Linked DNA regions of Mus musculus: region 1 is linked to region 2. A link is a loop called in an ENCODE intact Hi-C map of the cell type or tissue named here. Cell type or tissue: heart. All regions are shown on one strand. Region 1 overlaps Tcf12 (transcription factor 12). Region 2 overlaps Tcf12 (transcription factor 12).

Region 1 (8,000 bases), 62 kb after region 2:
TCACCAGCCCAGAAGAAAAAGAGCACACCTAGAAAAAAAAATCAAAATCTGTGTGATGTTAAAAAAAAAAAAAATTCAGTCTAAAACCTGTCTATACTCTCCTTTATAGATAATTTATTTAAAAAAAAAAACTTTTGTTTGCCTATAGTTTTTCTTAGGTTGCTTAACAAGTTCAAAGCCTTGTTCTAGTCTTGAACACTTCAGAAATTCTGGTGTATTTTGAAGAAGTTAAGACCTATGGGTCCTTGTCATTTGGTTTTGTTTGTGTGTGTGCACATATACCAGTAGGCAGTCCTATGATTATAGAGCCTTCTCTGGAACAATTATCAAGTTCCAACATATAATAACTCTATACCAGGTTATTTTAAATGATGATTGAGAAGTAAACTGCAATTCATGTGGTGAAAGAATTGCTCAGCCAAGAGATCCAGGAACTAGTAATTGTTAGTGAAGGATTTTTTTTCCCCTCACCATCCATTTTAACATTTTAAAGAAAACTACTTTGTCATGGTGGTGTGTGATCAAAAGAAGTATATACCCTGTGCTTTGGCTCTGAGATATTTCAGTTGTGGCAGCTGTGCCTCATAAAGGAGTTGTGGAAGGAGCACCATAGAAGTGCCCTGACACTTCTGTTGGTGTCTGGACATAGAAATCCTATTTGTTTATCTGCTTGCTTCTCCAGGAGACTGGGCAGCTCTTACACATTCTCAGTATAGTCTTGGGATTTTCGAAGAGAAATTAAACAAGTATTCTTGCTCCTGTCCTCCAAAGTACAGGCCATTTAATTGGTTTCTGTTAACTGTCCAGATGGATATTTTCTTTATTGCTAATCATGAAACATTTCTAGACTTCAAATTAGATTTTGAGATATTTGTAAAGAAGCAATGAAAAACTTGCTATCCCATGATAAATAAACTTTATCATGTGTCTTTGCTCTGTGCTTGGTAATGGTTTTAAGAGGGACTCACTTGTTTGTTTTGTTTTGCTGATGACATGAGAGGCCAGACCAGCACTGTGGGCAGACTGAGCACATACTCAGCCACACTGCCAGCATCCAAAACACGTGCACTAGTGTATGGCACAGTTGGTAGATTTTGGTTAAAATGTTTATCTTCATAATTAAGACTTAGATGGAAAATTTTTCCCATGGGGAATTACCAAAGTCAAGATCACAAACTTAGGTCAGTGGTTTTTTTAGAGAGTGGCTGCAAGGTCACTATGATTTCAGGTCAATAGCTGTTGTCTTTAATGTAGAGCAGTCATCAGTAATGCGGCTAAAGGGGGAACCATTTTCACTAGATTTTTATATTCTTGTTTTATTTTTTGTAAACATTTTAGAGTGTGAAGGTTTGAGGTCTTAGAAGCAGTCTCTTCAACACTCAATTTTTTTTTTTTTAATTTGTTGGTTGGTTGGTTACAAAGTAGCACATACTACAAAAATGTGGTCAAATAAGAAGTCTGTAATTTGGGTGTCTTATTATATGCCTGACTTAGCAATATTGCCCCAAATTCTGCAAATTTAGGACATGGGTCTCTTAAATCCTTTCTTCTCCTGCTAAACTGGAAAGGGGAAGCCTCGGAAATGTCTGTTATTTGAATTTGTGCACTCACAGATTCTGTTCTTCCCTTGTTTTTGAGATAAGATCTCATGACCTAGCCCAGGCTGTCCTCACACAGTGGTCCTACTGCCTCAGCCTCTTGAGTGCTGCGATTATAGGTATATGCCGCCACAGTAGGGAGTTTCTGTGTTTAACCCTCCTGCATCTCTTTTCACCCTGACCTTCCTTGGATGCAATAATTTGTAATTTACTGAATACATCCTTCAAGGATTATGGACCTAATTTTATGTAAACTTTTAAATTTGCTTTCATTACCCTTAAAGTCTACCTTCTAGGGACTACTTTTCTTAGAAATGATGCCAACTTTTTATGAAGAATTATTTGTGTCATGTTTAGATTTACTTTTCTAGCCAGATTGGATGTTTTTTTGGGATAGTGGAATGTGGCATGCTTAGAAGTGTATACGGTAAGATTAACTGTTAAACTGTCTATCAATTACAATTTTCTTTGGAACACTGTGTAGAATTTTATGTCACATGAAACATTCTTACTTAAGGATAATTTTGACAAATATGGTTTTAACGAGATATGGCCCTTGTCTTGATTCAAATACTAGAAATGAAGCTGAACAAGTAGAAGACTAAAAAAATGGAAAGCAGATCATTTCCATTAATTTTGATGAATATCTATTTTCTCTTATGTCTTTCTTTCTTTTTTTTTTTTTTTTTTTTTTTTAGTTTGTTTTTGGGGGGTTTTCTTTTCTTTTCTTTCTTTCTTTTCTTTTTTTTTTTTTTTTCTAGACAGGGTTTCTCTGTATAGCCTTTGCTGTCCTGGAACTCACTCTGTACTGTAGACCAGGCTGGCCTGGAACTCGGAAATCCGCCAGTCTCTGCCTCCGAAGTGCTAGGATTAAAGGTGTGCACCACCACTGCCCGGCAGAATATCTATTTTCAATCAACAGAAAATGAAAAAAGAACAGAGACTTTTGTAGAGAAGCCTGGAATTTGAAGTTTCCTGAAAAGTCCTTAGCATAGTTGGCTTAACTGAAAATATTTTTTTCTTAAATCATCAAAGAGGTAAATCATTTACTTACCTAATTTAGGCCTTATAAATATTGAAATAGCGATAACTTTTCTTTTTTTTTTTTTTTAAGATAAAAAGACAATAAACCTTAGGCTGGGAATCTTGGGTTTGCTAATCAGAGCTGTGTGGCTCCAAGTCCCAGTCTCTTCAGGGTCTCTGTCATTCATCACGCTGCCTGTGTGCTCTGTGCTTCCCATCTTGTGATAACATACTAGTTATTTTAGGGTGTTAGACAAAATGTTGTGAATATTAAGTCTGACCATGACCTAAGTTCTTCTGCAGCATTGTGGGTAGACACAAATCAGGATGAAGAATTCCTAACAGTGCAGAACTCCTATGCAGGCGGCAGGTCTGCTGAAAGTCAGGGTTGAAAATCCGCCCTTTCTCCAGCTGAGTCGTTTTTTTGTCAGACTGAGTCATAAGATTAACCCCTGACAAGTTCCTTTAAAAAAGAAAGAAAGCAAAGATGAAACAAGCTCATTGAGTAGGGCAGCACTTGATGGGCTAGAAACATTCCCTGTAAGATGAGTCGCCTAGGGAAAGGGGCTGCAGCTGTTGCAGAGACTGGGGATTTGTTGGCAGGTCGGGGGAGGGGGTTGTTTGTTTGTTTTGTTTTTTTAAATAGAGAAAAAGACCTTGACATAGAAGAGAGTTAATAATTGTGGTAAAGAAAATGACTATCCAGCCGGGCAGTTCCTAAACCTCCTCTCAATTTAGATAGTAGTATGGTGCTTTATGGAGGAGGAGGTCTGCGGGGGAGGGGTGGGGGGTGGCTTTAATATCCTTTTTCTCCCCTAATATGAGTCTGTCTTATAGACTGTCGCTGTCTTCAGACACATCAGAAGAGGGCATTGGACCCCATTTCAGATGGTTGTGAGATACCATGTGGTTGCTGGGAATTGAACTTAGGATCTCTGGAAGAGCAGTCAATGCTCTTAACCACTGAGCCATCTCTCCAGCATGCTTTAATATCTTTTTAAATTTTATTTTATGTATAATGGTGTTTTGCTTGAGTGTATATCTATATTACCACATGTGTGTCCGGTGCCCCAGGAAGACATAAAAGGATGCCCTAGGATTTAAGTTACAGATGGTTGTGAGCCACCATGTGGGTGCTAGGAATGGAGACCAGTCCTCTGGAAGACCAGCCTTCTTAATTACTGAGCATCTCTCTAGCCCTCCCTTCTACATTTAAACTGAACAGTAAATCTTAACCAGTTGTTAATTTTATAGCTGCCCTGCCCGCCCACCAAAAAGATTTGTTTAGTTTTACTTTGATTTTGTTGTTGTTGTTGTTGTTGTTGTTGTTGGCCTGATTGCTGCCCTCAAATTATTACATTCTTGCCTCTAAAATAAAAACAGGGGAAGAAAGTCTGTTTCCTTGTGTTATAATAGCCATGGCTGCATAGAGATTTACATTATACTGCTTGTTTTACCAGCAAAGCTAGCAAGCACTTTCTCTGTTGAGCTTAACTTCTGCAGGCTTTTCTTTTCTTACTCATTGTAAAAGTTATTTCAGGCTAGAAAAGAAAACAACTGAAAGTTGTCAGTGCATTGTGGCTTTCTTCTCCTTATTCTCTCATGATTACTATTGAAAACTACGTTGTTTTTTGTTTTTTTTTTAGTAATTAATAGAAGAGAGAAATTTTTATCTTAGATTGATTTTTTTTTTCAGTTTAGTTCTGTCAAAAGAGAACAACTTGTCTATGAAAGACTAAAATTTACTTGAAAGGTTTTAAGACATGGCATTGTTAATTGTAAATCAAAGCTTTTCACACAGTTCTCCAAGGGCTGAGGCAGGCTTTTGTGGTCCCTCAGGAGGGAGGAAGTTGCTTGTGCTCTGAGACTGGCATTTAATAGCTGCTGTGCAGTGATGTTCTTTTGCAGCTGCTGCTAGGCCTTTTCTGTATCTGGGGAGAGTGGGAGCGCTCATTGTTGGCCTGATGCTGTCAGCTTTTGAATCCTGTGTTAGCTGGCCCTATTGCCTGGTGCTGTTTATTACTGTGACTCAATCAGTATGTTTCCTGAGAATGGTGTTTGTTTGGGGTTTTTGTTTGTTTGATTGGTTCAGTTTTTGTCTCTTACAGACTAGTCATAGAATATTTCAATGGATTTCTGCCTCATGAAAAGTGTGTTTTAAAAAGGTGATGTGTCCCTTTGCACAATCCTGCTGTTATCTTTGAAGTACAGAGAGAAGAAATAGTACAAAGAGGGTTTGATGTGGGTAATGAAAAAATAAAGGTTGTTACTCTGTTTTTGTGGGTTAGAATCTACACAAAATGATAAATTGTAAGAGTGTTTTAGATAGTAAATTGTGTCTGTGTGAAACATACTTAGAGACAAAGCTTCAAGTCTTTGACTTTATAGTATTAGCAAGAAAAATCAGACATTTTTCCTAAGAAATGTTTTTAACATGAATATATAACTATAAATAATGATTCCATAGGAATAAGGGGAAACTTCTAGTAAGCCATATTTACTTTTCTAGCTAGAATGCACCTTTTATCTCTACACTCACCAGCCTTTCAATCTTTAAATTATAACACTTTTTCCTGTTCCATCACCAAATTGTTTATTACATACTAGATGTTCTAAAGAATGCATTCCTTTGTAAACTCTTCATTAGTGTTGTGAATGAGAAATCGAAGGAACTTTATAAAAAATCTTTATTCATTAAACTTTTCCTTTTCAAGAATGTCATTTTAAGCATAGGTAATTTTTTTCCCAAGCATAGGTAATTTGTTTTGAAGATAATTTCTAATTTTAAGAATTTTTTTCACAATGTAACAAAACAAACAACAAAAAGAAAATTCTAAAACACAGTACGTTCTAGTCAGTGAAGTGGTCCTTAAATGGCTTTCTCCAGGAAGTGATTTTGAACAAGGCTTAACTGTCTGGATCCTCCTTGTCCCCTATGATTCAGTGTTTCCAGTTCCTGATTGCTTGATCATGTGTTTATCAGAGTTGAAAGCAACTTTAGACCATGCCAGATGGTAAAGTAACTAGAGGTGTAGCAAGCAAGGCTTCCTTTCACAAGTGCACTAATTTAATTCAAACTAAAAACAGATTAGCAGAAGATTGTGCGCTCTCCCTCTCTCTCTCTCTCTCTCACACACACACACACACACAGAGAGAGAGAGAGAGAGAGAGAGAGAGAGAGAGAGAGAGAGAGAGAATTGGTTTTTCTTTTGTACATTTACCTTTAGGATACAGTATTTCTTTTTATTTAAATACAGTGTGTGACCTTTGTATATTTATTTCAACATTCCAAAGTTTGTCTCTTTGGTATCTTCCACCAATGCTAGGATTTGGTGGAAATTGAAAGAAGTTGATTACAGCATAAACCCTCCCTCTGTGCTCTGTGAGTTGGTTCAGTCCTATTTTGCATAAGTTCCTTTTGAGTAGTTCCATGTGTGAATGCATAGTACTGAAGACTTGTGCTGCCTGTGTGGATCTATGTCTTGGAGAGAAGCTGTGTGCATCAGCTGCAAATAACATTTTAAAAATCAACATGTACTGTGCTTATCCTGTCCCTGGAATGGGCAACAATTCTTTGATGTATTACTACAATGGGAAAACGGTAAGCCTTATTCTTTCTTCATACAGTGCCTTACTGACTTGTTTAATGAAAAGTGGTGCAATTTAACTGCATTTTAGTAAAATTCAGGCAGGTTTTATTCTTTTACCATATGTTAGATTATATATTTATTTGTGTCATTGAAGTCATGTCTTCAACAGTTACTTGGAATAGTGACTTCAGCAGCTTAGTAGTTGTTGGCTTTTATTTATTTTTAAATTAGTATATACTTGAATTTGAGTTCTTTTTAGTTTAACAATATTCTAGCATAAGCTTGAAAGTACCCTTATTTTTTACATTTTCGTATATTCTAACATAACGTATACATAAAGACATGAACCTACTGAGTGTTATGTGATGCTCTGTAGCTGGACGGGAGAGATGAAAGTCATCCGGGTATTCATAAAAGGAACAAGCGTGAAGCTCTGGGAGTGATTAGGGAGCAGTCAGCTATCGAAGGCCGTGTTTCCTGTTTGGAGTTTCAGGTCCAGCCTGACTTTCCTGGGATACCATCTGTTTCTAATCATGCTAGAATTCTGACTCTGTGGAGATTTATAACATAAATCACTATTTTTTTAAAAAATGCATTTCTACATTTCCAAATAATATAGTCCTGGTCAATTTATAGCCCATCTTTAGATGTTTAAAAATAGTTTTTTTGTACTGCTAAGCAAGAATATTTTGTTTTTTAATTACTTAGTATTAACTACTTATTGTATTTCTGAAAAACAAATCTTTAAAAGCCATAGGAATTTTGTATATTGTAAAAAGTATCCTGAGAGGTCCAGAGAGAGCTGCCATTGTGGAATATTTGCTGCGCATTGGGAAGCGTTACCTTACGCCACTTACTAACGCTCCCCTGAGGTCAGCAGCTGCACGCTCAGCTCTGCTCTCAGTCGCTCACATTTTATGAAAATGCATTTGTTGTAGCGTAAGTAATTTTTGTGGAAAAGCATTTTAAATATTGGCATTTTAATTTTTGAGAAATTAATTACATTTCCCTAAAAGAGTATGAAGTTCAGTGTATTCGCTCTTTCCTTTTTTTCACTTGAAAGTAGCATGTGCTGTTGGAGGCCAACGAGCACCGGAGGAAGGTTTTCATCTGTCTGCTGCTCCCGTGCTTCGGATCCATCTAGTGGGTTCATTGTGGACTCTTGAGTAACCTTTATTAGTAGATGATAGCCAGGCCAAAGAAACATTGAAGCTCATTGCAAGTATGTAATCAAGCTTCCAGTAGTCAGGACCTTCAGAGCATGTGGGAAAAAGATTCAAGTGGGCAAGCCAAAGCCACGTTACTTTCTGGATAATAGTCTCCTTGTCAGCTGCCTTTCAAATGTAAAATATCAAATAAAATAAAAACCTTTTTGTGTTCAATTCCAATTAAAAAGAAGTCTGTTTAAAGATGGCATGGAGGTGTGTGAGCATACACACATGTAAATTCAGTGACGTGCACTTCCCAAATCCCTGTGCTATGACTGTAGCTCAGCTCACTCGGCCTCAGGCGTCTCTTTGTTCTGCACCGAGTGGGGCAGCGGGACATTTTTGATAATATAAGCATTCCAAGTTTATGGTACATGGCATAGCTGGTATTGTAGAGATGCAGAGCTTGAAAATTGATAGCCCTGTGCCTAACATAGATCAAAGGGGACCTATATATGTCCTTGGAAAATATATGAGGCAATCATACATTATCTCAGTCCTGTGTCATGAGAGTCTACACATCTTATTGTTTTATACATGGTTATTCTCTACTAATTACAAGAATTTTATTGACATTATGA
Region 2 (8,000 bases):
TGGCTATTTAAAGTTTTATCTGTCTTGATTACTTCCTAATAATTTCTAATAATTATATTACTCAGTTCAAATTAAGGAGGCTTTTTTTAAGGTTCTCTAATATGTATGCATGAAATTATTCATTATCTTCTCTGTAGGTTTTGGGTTTGTAACATATGCAGTGAGTTCTGCCTGATAACACAATTAACAGAGATACAGTGCTGTCTCTTCTGACTCCTGGGACTCATGGGTCCTGCTCAGTCTCTTCTGTGCCGTATGATTGGTCTAACTTGAGCATGCAGCAGTTTCTCCAAGCTTCCCTTCCCATCGTTGCCTGCCTTGTGTTTGCCTCTCTTATGAAGTATCACAAGCAGTCTTTGTCTACCAGTTTTTGCTTTCGCAAATACTTTTAAAGAAATTGAACAGCCCTGAACAGACGCATTGGCACAATTTCATGGAGCTTTTATTCTCTGTTGTTATATATATTGTGCTATGTTTTTCTTGTGTTACCAACTAGATTGGAAGTTAATTGTTACGCCTATCAACAGGTACACTTTTTACATAAACCAAAAAGGAGATAACCAGAGATTATGAAAATCATTACCAAGAATTAGAAGTTTTTAAAAAGTTTTTTAAAAGGCTCACCATCTAGTAATCCTATGGTATTTCTAATCTTTTATTCAATAAATATTTATATGTGATGTGTAGTATGCCAAGGACTGGGGGTCCAAAAGGAACATCATGGGTTAGGTTTTTCATGAATAGATGTTATATCGAATAAAACTGTCCTTTACTTTGGCCTTGCTGATCTCAATGTGCTACATAGCTATAATAGTATATATTAGTCATATTTAGGCCAGATATGACGCTAAGTCTTACCTATAATAAGTTCATACAGCCAGTGATACAGACTTCCTTCTTTTCATTTTACAGTTGAGGCATCTGAGGCTCAGGTAATGAATTTACACAGGACTTAACACTTTACACCGTAACTCTCCATTCTTTGTGATTTCTCCAGCTGTAATTTTGTGACTTCTGACTCCAAGTCCAGTATTTCCCTTTGCTTTCTCTCTGTAGCTTTATGTCTCTCTGTGCTGTGATCAGAGGTGGCTCTTCTCTCTTAAGGGAACTATCCGACCTGTGGTCAGCTCTATTAGAAAGGTTTTTATGATAAGCTTAAAAAACAAAACAAAAACCAAAAGCCCTCTTTCTAAAATTTTTCTACTTTTACCTAAATAATTTTAAGTCACATACCCCTTTAAGGTGTTTAAACTGTCAACCCACATTCCCACTCCTGAGATCTTTGCTTATAAATATATTGCATTATTTTAGATATCTTTAGAATATTTACTGTCTCTGTCACTATTGGTAAACAAATTTTAGGTTGCTTGTAGGCTTTGGTTTCAGTTTTGGTTTTTTTTTTTTTTTGTTGCTTATTTTTGTTTGTTTGTTTGTTTTACTATGGCCACAGAAAGGGTTGTACTTCCTCAAGATTAAAAAGATAAAAAGAGCTTGGGGTGACTGCTCAGCCATTAAAGGTGCTTTCCCACAAGGACCAGTGTTCAGATTCCAGAATCCACATAAATGCAGGCCATGGCACCTTACTGCATTTATCACCTTAGAAAATGAAGATTAGAGGTCCTCAGAGCAAGCTGGCTAGCCAGACTAGCTGAAAATTAGTGAGCTCCAGATAGCAAGTAACAATTGGTTATATACAAAGAGGTTGACCAAGTAATTAAAATATATTACAGATTGATGGTATCTGACTTTGAAGAAGAAAATTATAAATACAGAAGAAAGGAAACTAGAAAGAATCTTACAGTGTTGCATGGAGATATTAGTTTGAATTCATCGTTCAAAATACTAGTAGGAAGTACATAGCTATAACTAGGGCATGTGGGGATGTGTATATATCCCTGTGTCACCCACGGTCTGCTCACAGAGTCTGAAAGCCACAGAACCCTGGTACCATTCCTTCTGTCTAGATTTTGGCATCTGTATACCATTCTCTATCTAAAGGAGCCAGTACCCCTCAGAAATGGCTGTGTCTAGGGCCATGGCAGAAGAGTGAAAGTGAGTGAGGAGCATCCTTTTTTTGTGAGGAAAGGATGTGCTCAAAGAGTGATGACAGCTTCTTAGGCCTGGGAAGCCACTGACCTGATGCACTTTGTGAGGCAAAATACTGAACAGTAGCTATAGATTTATAAGCCCTTCTATAAAATAGCTAAGTTGTGTTGATATTAATTCAAAAGCATTATGAAAAATAGAATTCTTACTTTCCAATGAAATACTTACAAGTTAGTTACACAAGGTAGTTTTGCAGTTGGTCAGCACTGGCAGATACTGTCTTGATGTACTGACAGTTGATAATTCAGATTCACTTCCTGACAGAATAAATGCAGCAAGTCACATCACCTGAGATACACCTCCAAATCTGCATAGCCTGAGCTACTCTGGAGGAAAGCTCTGGCAAATGGAGAGCTGCTTTGGCCTGTGACAGCAAGGTCACAGCAGTTAGGACATGTAAGAGAGCCTAAGATGGTACAGGCTGTTTCCTAAAAAGTTATTACAAGACCACTCGAGCAATATCTGAGTTAAACAGTAAATATAGAAAGGTTAATTAGATCGTTTTGGTCTGTTGTACAGCACACATGTTCACGTACACACTAAAGATGTTTGAAGACAGTAGAATGATGTTCACAACTGACTTTTAAAATGGTACAGAAAGAAAAGTTTCTGTCCTTGTAACTTTTTTTTTGTTAAGTGTAGGACTTTACAAAATTAAAACAGTAACCAAAAAGATTGTTTAAAACCTAAATGGGAAAATCTCTGAATGAGTTTTTAAGATTGATGTTGAGAGCTGGAGAAATAAAGAGCTTGCCTAGAAGGTCTGAAAGAAGGTCCCAAGGACTCATAGAAAATCTTGGTGTGGTGGTGTTGGAGGCCACCTTAGCACTTGTGTGTAGGGTAGGGGTAGGAATCGGAAAATCTTTGGGACTCACTGGCCAGCCAGTATGACTAAATTGGTTACTTTCAGATTTCACTGTGTGCCCTTACCTAAAAAACTAAAATGTAAGGTGATAAAGGAAGACACCTGCCATCAACTCTGGCTTCTATACACATGTATGCGTGCGCACACACACACACACACACACACACACATACATACACACACATCATCACCATCATCATCATCATCACCATCACCACCACCAAATATAAGTAACAAATAAATTTAGTAAAAGCAATCTTGTGTTCATGAATAAGGAACAAAACCGTCTTCACCTATATTAGATTCTCCTGCTAGAGTCTTATAAATAGCCCGGCTAAGGACAGAATAACTAGAGAAACAAAAGTTTCCTAATGTGTAGCAGACTAGCTTGTAGGCATCCAGAGATCAGAAACGGAAAGGGATGGCTGGAGCTGCCTTGCTATAAGGAAGAACAGACGCTTAAGGAAGCAGAGGACTTTATCTGGGTGTGGTGCCTGAGTCCTATTTGCAAGAAGAGATTAGGGTTTTCATATGGAGTTTTTGTTTGTTTGTTTGTTTGTTTGTTTGTTTGTTTGAGAAATTCTGCTTTTAAACAGATAAATGATTTCAAGAATTCATACTTTAAACATAAAATGATTGTTTCAGAGTCGCCCCCCTCCCCCCAGCTGGCCCTAAACCCTGAATTCCTTCCACAGCTTCATAAATGCTAGGATTACAGGTGTGCATCCTTCCCCAGTACAAAGTAATCCTTATGCTTCAGTGACCGACTTTGATGCTGTGCTGCAATGCTTGTAACTTAAAAATGATGTATTAATTATGGGTACCTCTTACATTTATATTCTCCATTTAGTATGAATTTGTTTTTCATATAAATAAAGCACAGAGCTTTTTATATAGTATGGTGAGGATAATCAATAATTAATGTCATGAAGTTACAGAGGAACCAGTACCAAAGGAGAGTGTAGCTGATGGTCACAGGTTTCTTTTTTGCTTTTTTAAAGCTTTGTCACTATGTTTCAATATTAAGTGCAGTTTAAATAAAATTAACTAATATATCTGTAAATTTATTAGATGATATTTTCCTTACATTATAGAGAGCTCTTGTTAAAAATCACATACTTAATAGTCACTGTGTTTATAATAAATTTGTATTTTAAGTTAGAATAACTTCTAATTATCAAATTCTCTTAAATTTATATGAGATTTAAAAAAAATTTTTTTTAAAGCCAAAGCTTAGGACTCTAAGTACTACAACATTTAGTTGAGGAAGAACTTCCAAGACACAAGGGGGCACTGTCTTTCTATAATCTGAATGAATTTTACCTAGCTTTTTCCTTACTGTAAATGTTCTTCTTTCCCCAAATTTTTCTTCATAATCATATAAGCTAAAATATTATTTGGCTAAATCTACAATACTCAAACCCATTGTAAGCATTCCTAGTTTACAATTCACCATGCCAGTAGCATAATGCTGAACCTTTTCATGTGTTTACATGAGTTTGAGAACGGCGAATGATTGGCAGGTTGGAGGTGGTCAGCACACTCGGCTGTTGCTGTGTGGGTCTGGGTGGAGACTGCTGTAGAACCATTGGGTTGCTCTGGGGAGTACAGCGACTATGCTTGCAGAGCAGCAGGATAAAGACTGCACTGTTCCAGCTGCAGCTGCATTTTCCATCAAGTATCGCGTTGGTGCTGATGACTGTTTTGTTTTTATTGTCATGGAAACTTGGATCTGTAGAATGGATATTCTATTCATCTGGGAAAATAGCAATTCCTTGCATAAAACATAGGGCCTTCCAGAGCAGTTCCTTAAAATAGATATTCCCTGAGTATGATCCAAAAATTTGAGGAAGTAAGAGTGGAAGAAAGCAGTCGTCTGACCACTTGTTCAGAATTAACGGATAACTACATTAAGCTCATTACTTGCCATTAGAAATTTGAAAGGCATGGCATTTATTTAGTCAGTGTAATTGCTATCTGCCCTCTAGACATTTCTTTCAGATATTAAGATCTGTTGGGAATTCTGAACCTATGTCCTATTAAGCAATTGCTTAACAAACAGCCCTTTTAACTTCATGCTGCTTATCTGTTATAATCTTCCACTCAAATGTCTTTCGTCATGGAACACTTTTTAAGGAGCTTTACTCAAAATGAAGAAATGCTACTAGAAATTATTATTCGTTTTGGGAATGAAAAGAAAGAACAGAATTAACGATGAGGTCAAAAGGTCCTTATACATAGCTTTATGAGTTGTGAATAGAAAGGAATAACCACAAGCCATTTTCTGTGTAGTCCAAGGGAGCTCTAATTGTAGTTAGTGATTTAGAAAATACAAATGTTTAGTAAATGATAATAACATGCAGATGAGGCCAGTGTGAGTTAAAAGAATTCTCAAACTTATATTGAGAAGAGGGATAGTTATGTTATGACAGCCTATTGAAAGTTATTGGTGAGGCTTTCTACAGGGTAAGGCTTTTTAACATCTTAAAAAAATAAGAGAGAAATGTCAGAGTGCCAATGTTTTAAGTAAGAAAGTCAGTAATAACCTATGACAGGAAGTGTCATTTGAATGGGACATGGAAGTTCTTCCCAGAGAATGGTTGTGCCAAAGGGCTATTGAGCCCTGTAAACTTCAGTAGAGCAGAGGATTTGAAATGTAAAAAAAAAAAAAAAAAAGACACATACAAATCTATAAAAATGCTCAGATAGAAGGGCAGAGGAGATGGCTCCTTTGAAAAGGTATTTATCACACAGGTGTGAGGATCCCAGTCCTAGAGAGGTAGAAACAGGAAGCTTGCTGGGATTCACTGGCCTGCCAGTTTAGCAAGTGTGGGATCTCAAAGACCCAATGGGCCACAGACAACATTGTGTGATGAGATCACAAATATATTTGTCTACATTGGCTATAATACTTATTTTTTAACTTATTTTTTAAGTGTAAGGATTTTTTATTTGTGCATATATTTATGTGGAGCTGGGGTAGCTGTGTGAGGTAATTAGTTGTAGGTGAGTTCAGGTGTTTTTAGAGTTCATGGGCCTCAGGCCCCAGTGTGGAGCTAAAGTTAGAGGCTGTTGTGAGCCATCCAATCTGAGTGCTGAGAACTGAACTTAGGCTCTCTGCAAGAGCATTATGTGCGCTATTAATCACTGAGCCATCTCTGCAGCATCTTAAGTATAAGTTTTAGTGTCGGTTTTAAAACTATGTTTTACAGAGCTTAATTGCTTTATTGTATGTGTGTGTGTGTGTGTGTGTGTGTGTGTGTATGTGTGTATACATATATATGGAGAGAGAGAGTCTGATATAGGTAAACAATTTTCAAAGTCAATGTAATTCCTATCCAACAGAGAGATGTGCTTTAAGAATGACTTCTAAATAATATGATTTACTAACATCTTGTACAAATACCTATAACAAGAATTTTTAAAACTTGCACAACTATGTGACATTGAAGTTAACTAACCAAAAGCTGATTGCAGAAAACTCGGAACTGGGCATTCTGTGAGTGAAATGAAGAGAGAGAACTGGACTGTCTCCAGCTTTGTAACCTTTGGTAAATAACTCCATGCTTTACAGAAGACAATATTCATAAAGCAAGCAGTTTGTTGCTCATTCACATGTGTCAGCTCACTTTAGTGAGATTTCCAATGCCATGTAAAGTATCTCTCAAATTAGAGACCAGAATCTCTTTACAACATTTTAAAATAGAAACATTAAATAAAATTCTAGATTTTCTAAAAGTTTTGTTTGTTTGTTTGGTTGGTTGGTTGGTTTTGGCATCAACTGAATTATGGCAAAATGTTACAGAATAAGTAGCTGGGGTTTGGAAGGCAGACAGGTGAGGAGGAACTTGGTATTTGCTTTGGTTTCCTGAGTGCTGCTCTATGTGCACAAGTGAGGCAGTTTAACTTGAGAGCAAGGAGAAATTCCCCACATAGGAATACAATGAGTAATTGCTGAAACTCAGGTGAAGCTGAAAAGATTTTTTCCATCTAAAGCTGTTGTGTTGGCAGAAGTAAATTAGTACTGTCCTGGACGTACTGCAACAAACTTAAAGGCAAGCCTGGGAAAGGACTAAACTAATTCCAAGGCACTTGACTGTTGCCTGGCATTTTTTAAGGAATACAGCAAAATCTAGCACCCCAAGTACACATTTTCTAAGACCTAGCATTGACTTATATATCACTAGGACATAAAATGGATTGGGGAATTTGAAAAACATTCATCCCAGAAAGTATGTAGATGTGGAACCAACAACGAAGGATATTGAGGTAGCTGTTAGAAATGTGTTCATCAGCTCAGGTATGTAGAGGAGATGGTGATGCCAAAGGAGAGAAACTCATGGAATTTCTGAGTGAGAGTATATTATCTGGAAGGAAATGTGGAGGATGAGAGTGACTGCCAAGTACTTGCAGCAGCAGCAGCTTTTCTGATCCATGAGAGCTGAGTTGCAGATATTTGACTTAAACCCGAAGGAGAAGGCACATTTGGTGGCTAATGTCTATCTATATCTCAGTACTCAGGAGGCTAAGGCAGAGTTACTGCAAGTTTGATGCCAGTTTGAGCCACAAAGTAAAACTGTACACACACACTCACACACACACACAGACAGACACACGCACACACACTGCAGGTCAACATGATACACAAACTAGAAAAAGCAAGCACTACCCCATCCTCAATGAATAAAAGTAGGTAAAATGACAGCAAGTTTGCAGATCTCCGGAGTGCCAGTTACCAGCTACCATCTTTCCAGTGATTGGAAAGAGCTATGGGAATCTTAGCAAATGTCATCACCAAAAATACATACATAAAATCAAAGGCTGGCTTCATTGTTTCTTTTGAGGTTTTTTTTTCCTCAAGCCTCCGCTGACTCTCATAGGAGAGAGAAGATTGAGCAGGGGTCAGTTTCCCCAGACATTCATTTCAAAAGATTTGAGCTGCTCTGGGAGTAGCAAAGTCTTTTGACCGTGAGGCAAGTGATTGAGGAAGAACTGAAACTTGTCTCAGACCTAGGAACCAAGTACAGGT

Evidence for each region. Peaks named below come from ENCODE experiments on the same cell type or tissue, not always from the same donor. Only the 100,000 strongest peaks of a DNase experiment are listed, where the experiment ranks them.
Region 1: it touches region 2 in a loop (2.1-fold over the local background); 4 of 42 quality-filtered maps call a loop at or near these places.

What each region holds. Positions count from the first base shown.
Region 1 is chr9:71,894,152-71,902,151 of GRCm38, reverse strand. The region is part of intron 8 of Tcf12 (transcription factor 12); the gene reads left to right. Among named protein-coding and RNA genes, the nearest start is that of Cgnl1, 130 kb to the right of the region's middle. In heart, no CTCF peak of the experiment used is centred here; a DNase peak (open chromatin) is centred at 4,511; H3K4me3 peaks cover 2,060 bases; H3K27ac peaks cover 2,048 bases.
Region 2 is chr9:71,956,472-71,964,471 of GRCm38, reverse strand. The region is part of intron 5 of Tcf12 (transcription factor 12); the gene reads left to right. Among named protein-coding and RNA genes, the nearest start is that of Tcf12, 150 kb to the left of the region's middle. In heart, a CTCF peak has its summit at 4,254 (motif pointing right); a DNase peak (open chromatin) is centred at 4,601.